Regions from separate parts of the Homo sapiens genome. Here region 1 is linked to region 2. Evidence: chromatin contacts called from ENCODE Hi-C or POLR2A ChIA-PET data. All regions are on one chromosome and are shown on one strand. Each heading gives the region's core, a stretch centred on a gene start or an enhancer-like site at or near the end of the contact. The rest is flanking DNA. Distances are from core to core; before and after follow the strand shown. Region 1 overlaps JARID2 (jumonji and AT-rich interaction domain containing 2). Region 2 overlaps JARID2 (jumonji and AT-rich interaction domain containing 2).

Region 1 (2,848 bases), core at 233-2,732, 190 kb after region 2:
CCTATTAGTTAAGTACTCTGAAAATAAGGTCAGTAAAAGCAAATTGTAGATTCCCTTGTGACTGCTTGATACAAGTGATTAGACTGTGACCTTTCATCTTTTCAACTGCATGAAAGATATGGGCCCAGAGGATACTCTGATCTTTCATTTCAAATATGATATGTGGATTTTTTTTTGTTATTGTTCAGCTTAAAAGCATAAATGTGACTGTATTGAAATGTGGAGGAATGTAATTTTTAGGGGGTGCTGCCGAGAAGTGCCTTTGCTCTGCTTGCTATAATGAACTGTGTGGGTGCATGCACCTGTCTTCCAAGTCTAAAACCACTTCCCCTCGTGCGAACTGGGCAATGCCATTTGATAGTGTGTGCGATTTATGGAGTCCCTAGAACCCGAGAGTTAGAACACACCAGTGCGTACTTCACCTAAGCCTTTTTCTTGGTGAGAGGGCTCTGGCCCCGGCCGTTTACTCTCGATTATACCAAATGAGCTGTCTTTGTCATGGAATGCACATGCCTGTATAACATTGCATTGTCATGGGGCTGGGAGTGCCCCTGGGTAATAATTTGGTTGTATGGTAAGGGTCTCACCAAGGAGCAAATGGTGTTTTTCTGTTGCTTTCCTGCAGTAGTACTTCTGCTTACATGCAGTGACAGAAAGTAACAAGTTTAGGATAGTCCAACAGACGAGCTTTATTTCTAGCAAGGGTTTTGAAGTATTAGTTTTCCAAGAGAGTCATGAGCAGGTTTTGTACTTGTGTAGAAATTTGTGTGGTTTGTAAGCCAGGATATTGAACCAGATGTGGCCACATGTGATTCTCATTTCTTACGCTGAGGCTGAGTGTGAGAAGAAAATGATCAACTGGCTAATCCCACTGGTTTTGCAGGACCTTCCATTGAGCTATAGGCTACTGTCACTGAAGAGGTTTTCATATGAAAATGTACAAGCCTTGCAGAAAAATCCTGCCCTAGTAAGATTCAGAGAGGGCCAAGGAATTGAGAATATTCTTTTAAAGTTCTGGAAAATACGGCTATTGAGAAGGAAACATAGAAAATCATATTAGTTTTTAAAAAAGTTAAAGGTTTTCTTCTCATGACATTATTTTGTCATTTGAATTGCACTTGCTGGTGGTGGGGTATTTGTGACTCAGTTACATTGCCTTCAGTGGGAGGAGAGGTTATAGGTACATCTAGATTGCCCAGTGGAACCCAGGCATCTCTTTTAGAGCACATTTGCCTTGGCCTTGGCCTTGGCTAGGAGGCTCCTGCCCATCTGCTGCTGCGGTCAGTGTTTGAGCAGGCTGCTCCTCCCCTTCCATAACTCACTGTCTGTCCAGTGCATTTCGCTTCTGTTTAGGCTCTTTGTTTTTGATTCAAGTTTTAAAGTGCAAATGGACTACCCCCAGCCACCAACTGTTTCTCTCTCTGGGCCTCTGGTTCTGTTTTGAAAGGCTGGCAGAGGCCTCGGCTCAACGGCTCCCTCTCGTGGAGAAGAAGAACTTGCCAGTGAATCTGAGGTTGAACTGAGGACAGCGTCATAATCTTGAACGACTAAAACATTTTTGCTTAGTTAACCAAAAACATCAGAGTCATTTCTCATCTTCTGCTCTGCCTTGGAAGTGCATGTTTCTCCTTTTCATCTGTCATCATACTGAGTTGATTTAAATATTGTGTGTGTCGGTGGTGGGGTGGAGAAAAACCCATAAGGATGGAGGGGAGAGATTTTATATTCTTAAAGCAAGCACACAGAGTGTGGATTGGGTACAGTTTTTAAGATGGAATTTCTGTTATTAAGAACAAAGTCAGGTAGGAACGTTTGATGTCCTGGACTTTCATATCTCTCACCTTATATCCCTTCTGCAAGAAGAATGAGGTATTGTTGCCAGTACTCATCTGGCCGAACGTAACTTGAAAATGCTCTCAACCTTGCCTGTTAAATTGAAACCATTCTCTTATGACTAGGAGGGATTGCTTTAATATCTCATGGCCGTGTGCCTGGGATCACCTGAGATACAGGTGACGGATGGCTGTGGGCCAAGGAGCACACGCTGCAGACACCTCACTTTCTGCAGAGCTGGGTTGGGGGCTGGGGGCAATGGGCTGAGAAGCCAGAAATCCACAACAGAGCTGAGAGAAGGAGTAACTTCAAGCACTTATGTATAAAGCTGCTCAGCTGAAATGTATTGTCATTCAATGGAGGGTCCTGCTGTAGCCCACGTCGGCGCTAATTCTTCAGTGAGTTCAGATGACTTCCTGTGTGTGCTCTTCTGTGGAATCCCTCAGGACGTGCAGCGGTGGCCTTCCTTGTAGTGCACTGGCTGCATAACTGGGGCTGTGTGGTTTTAATTGATACAGAGGTGGGTTGAGGGAGACCTTCGGTAACAAGGTAAGACAATGCCTTCCTCCATTCTTCTGTTTCCTTTTGTACTGATTAAGTGTTGGCTCCTTATAGACAAGTCCAGGCCAGGAAAAGGGGTGTCCTTTTGTTAGATTGGTGGGTCCCAGGTTTCCCCACAATGGTGGTGCTGGCTGGGTTGTTGGTTCTGTTTTATTTCTCCCTTTTAGGACACATGGAGCAGCTTAAGGGGCTTCCTATGTTAGCTTTTCAGCTCCCCTGTGGCCTCTCGTGGTGGGCATAGAACACGGACCCTCTGGGTTTCGAGGAGGAAGATGGCCAGTGACACTTGCCTTTTTCAGTCTTCGTAATTGTTTGAACTTCGCTGGTCTGTGTTGTGGGTGAGATCCATCTAGTCTTTGAGCTTGTTATATGGGCATGCGTGTGTGATATCTGGGTGGATACTGTTGAAGATAACTCCTATAATAAGAAGGAAAATATTGCAACTCATTTCTCT
Region 2 (2,830 bases), core at 323-2,822:
TCAGCTGAGAGATAATCACAGTCTCAACCTTGGTCTGGGTTGCTGTGGGGATTAAAGGAGGTAATAAATGTCAACTGCTGTAAACAGTCCTAGAGTAAGTGCAGGTGATAGTGGCTACTCCCGCTAATAACCAGCCTTGATAACCAGCTGAGGGCGCAGGGCTCAGGAGCCTCAGGATCAGCTGCCCATCTCGCTGCGCAGCCTCAGTTGTCCCAGCCTCCTTTTGCTCCTTTTCCTCCCTCCTGGAGCTGGTGGTAGAGAATGGACATAATTTGCTGATCCCCCCCCCCCCCCCGCCCACCCACTGTAACTTGGTTAGTTAAACCTGCACTTTTTGGTAAAATCTGGAGAGGTGATAATTTATTCACTTTTTTTAGAGGACTCTAAAGCCAGAGGATTCTAAGCCTCCAGGCCACCTCTCCCAGTCCGTCCAAGTTGCAGACACCAGAGAGCAGCCAGCTCATGGTTACAGTCCTTCTCTGAAGCAGCCAGACAATCATCGGAAGGCCCTTCACAGACTCCCATATCTAGATGAGTGATGCTTTACTTTTGACCTTTGTAGCATGGCCTTTCCCCCTCTAACCCTTTAATCATCTCTTTAAAAAAATCAATCAACAAATATTTATTGAACGTTTCCTTGTAGGCTTTAAAATCCACCCATAGGCTGCTCTGTGACTCTTAAGGATTTCTGCCCTGCATCCAGAGAGAATGCAGTAGCTCTGGCCAATTTACTTAGTATCTGCTTTCTTAGATTATGAGCATTTTCTGTTTTTCCTGGGAGTCCATGGGTGTGTCCAGTGCTGGCAGGGGGCACCATCAGGTTGCAAGGTTGAGGTGGTGCATCTTATCTGCTTGGTGAGGTGCAGGGAGGGGTGGAGCAGCTGTTTCCAGCATGTGTTTCGCTCTCTTTATTGGCCCTTTCAGCTGACTGCTTTTTACAACCAGTTATGATGGAACATTTAAGACTTGTTTTGGGGTCACCACAACCAAGTTTTCTCTTCTCACTGATTGGCAGGAGGGGTGCCCACTGGGAGCCAGCACAAGTCTGGGATTTTTTGGTTGGACAGGGTTTCTTGCCTGCAGTTTCCAGCTGGTAAATGAGCCTGGGCTTGAGGAAGTTGTCAAAGGCCTTCCATCTTTTAAATCTTGGCCATGTAGCTGGTATTGTTGAAGAAAACGTGAAGAAGGATTTTAAGAAATGGCCATTGAAGATTGATGTTGGCCGGTCATCCTGCACACTGTCCCTCCTTTATGTAGCGTAATGCAGGATTTCTTATTCAGAGAGCAACTCCGCTGTGGGCCTACCCCAGGAGAAAAGGGTGCAGGGAGGGTGCTGGCTCTGGCTAATTCTGTCACTCCACTTTGGAGAGGGGAAAAGCCTCCTGAGCAGCTGAATGCCTTTGGTTGTTTCCAGTTTTCGCCACGCTAAATTTCATTCCCCATCCTCCTCCTCTTGCCCTACAACATAGCTTAGCTTAGAGTTAAAATTGGTTTCATTCTTTAGTGCTGTTTCTTTCTCTTCTTGTTTGCATTTGTGGATGAGTTTAGATTCAAACTAGAATGTGGTTCTGATGTGTGAGTAAAAGCACCTCATTTTCCCCTAACCACAGCCTCATCACTGGGTACTTGGCAGAAGCAGACACCATTGTTGACTGAAAATAAATGGAGTTCAAGGGGTCTTCAGGGTTCTTGGCCTTGATTCCTCCCCACCCCCATCTCTTTGGAGCACCCCTCCAATATCTAATTGTTAACATTCTGTGTGTGAGAGATGTATTATGTATTAACTGTTTAAATAAAGTCCTGTGAATTCCTTGGACAGTGTATTATGAATTTACAAGGGAGTTCACTATATCTTTAGGTATTTGTGTTATATGCATTATCTTACCCATTAATACATTATTCTGAACTTTTGTAAGGAAATAGTTTTCTACTATTCATCTGTGGTTTTGGTTACAGTTTTTAAAATGCAGAGACAAATTTCAGTTCCATTTCTGGTGGCCCACTTGTGGGACCAAATCTATCTTTCTAAACGTCAGATTTTTAGAAGCTCTACCAGCAATCCTCGAGGCTTACAGTTTTCCCGGGTTTCTGTTGGCAAGTAACTTCAGCTTTTCGTACTTTGAGATCACAAGTGGCAGACGCTCTTAAGTGCGTCACAGTTAGGTTGTTAAGATTTGAGGGGGACAATCTCCTTTGGTGTCGAGTTCATCATCCACAGCAGTAGGAACAACAAAAACTCAAGAATTCCTTCCCCCTGCAGTGAGCCAGCCAGCCTCTTTTCTCATTAACAACATAGTCATATTTCTTTTTTTTTTTTTTTTTTTTTTTGAGACGGAGTTTTGCTCTTGTTGCCCAGGGTGGAGTGCAATGGCACAATCTCAGCTCACTGCAACCTCTGCCTCCTGGGTTCAAGCGATTCTCCTGCCTCAGCCTCCCGAGTAGCTGGGATTACAAACGCCTGCCACACGCCCAGCTAATTTTTGTATTTTTAGTTAGTAGAGACAGGGTCTCACCATGTTGGCCAGGATGGTCTTGAACTCCTGACCTCAGGTGATCCGCCCGCCTCGGCCTCCCAAAGTACTGGGATTACAGGCGTGAGTCACCGTGCCTGGCCCAACACAGTCACATTTCATAAGGATCATACTGTTTATTTAGTCCACATTCTGGGGAAAGGGGAAAAATACCATCTTCCTTAAACTTAATTTTTAGGTACTTAAAAATTTTTTTTGACTTTTGTTAAAACCTAGGAGTAAAACACAAGGGGCAAGTGGAGTGAAGGAAAATGGAAGGTGGGGAAATAGGCAGCTTATTTTTTTTCCTGACCTTACCC

What was found. Hi-C counts contacts between places; a loop is a spot of excess contacts on that map. ChIA-PET counts read pairs that join two places held with the same protein, here RNA polymerase II (POLR2A). Pooled maps may share reads with other maps.
Region 1: a loop to region 2 is called in a pooled map, with 2.7 times the contacts of the local background. The contact joins two enhancer-like sites. A Hi-C loop is called at or near these places in 5 of 50 pooled maps. POLR2A ChIA-PET finds 5 or more read pairs at or near these places in 2 of 52 experiments (WTC11 and activated T-cell).

What each region holds. Positions count from the first base shown.
Region 1 is chr6:15,490,094-15,492,941 of GRCh38, forward strand. The region is part of intron 6 of JARID2 (jumonji and AT-rich interaction domain containing 2); the gene reads left to right. Among named protein-coding and RNA genes, the nearest start is that of DTNBP1-AS1, 55 kb to the right of the region's middle. RefSeq lists an enhancer at 1,597-2,098. Within about 2 kb of position 1,483, at least 8 of the 41 ENCODE cell types and tissues checked have a DNase peak (open chromatin) inside an H3K27ac peak, as active enhancers do.
Region 2 is chr6:15,304,024-15,306,853 of GRCh38, forward strand. All of the region lies in intron 1 of JARID2 (jumonji and AT-rich interaction domain containing 2), which reads left to right. Among named protein-coding and RNA genes, the nearest start is that of JARID2-AS1, 57 kb to the left of the region's middle. Within about 2 kb of position 1,573, at least 3 of the 41 ENCODE cell types and tissues checked have a DNase peak (open chromatin) inside an H3K27ac peak, as active enhancers do.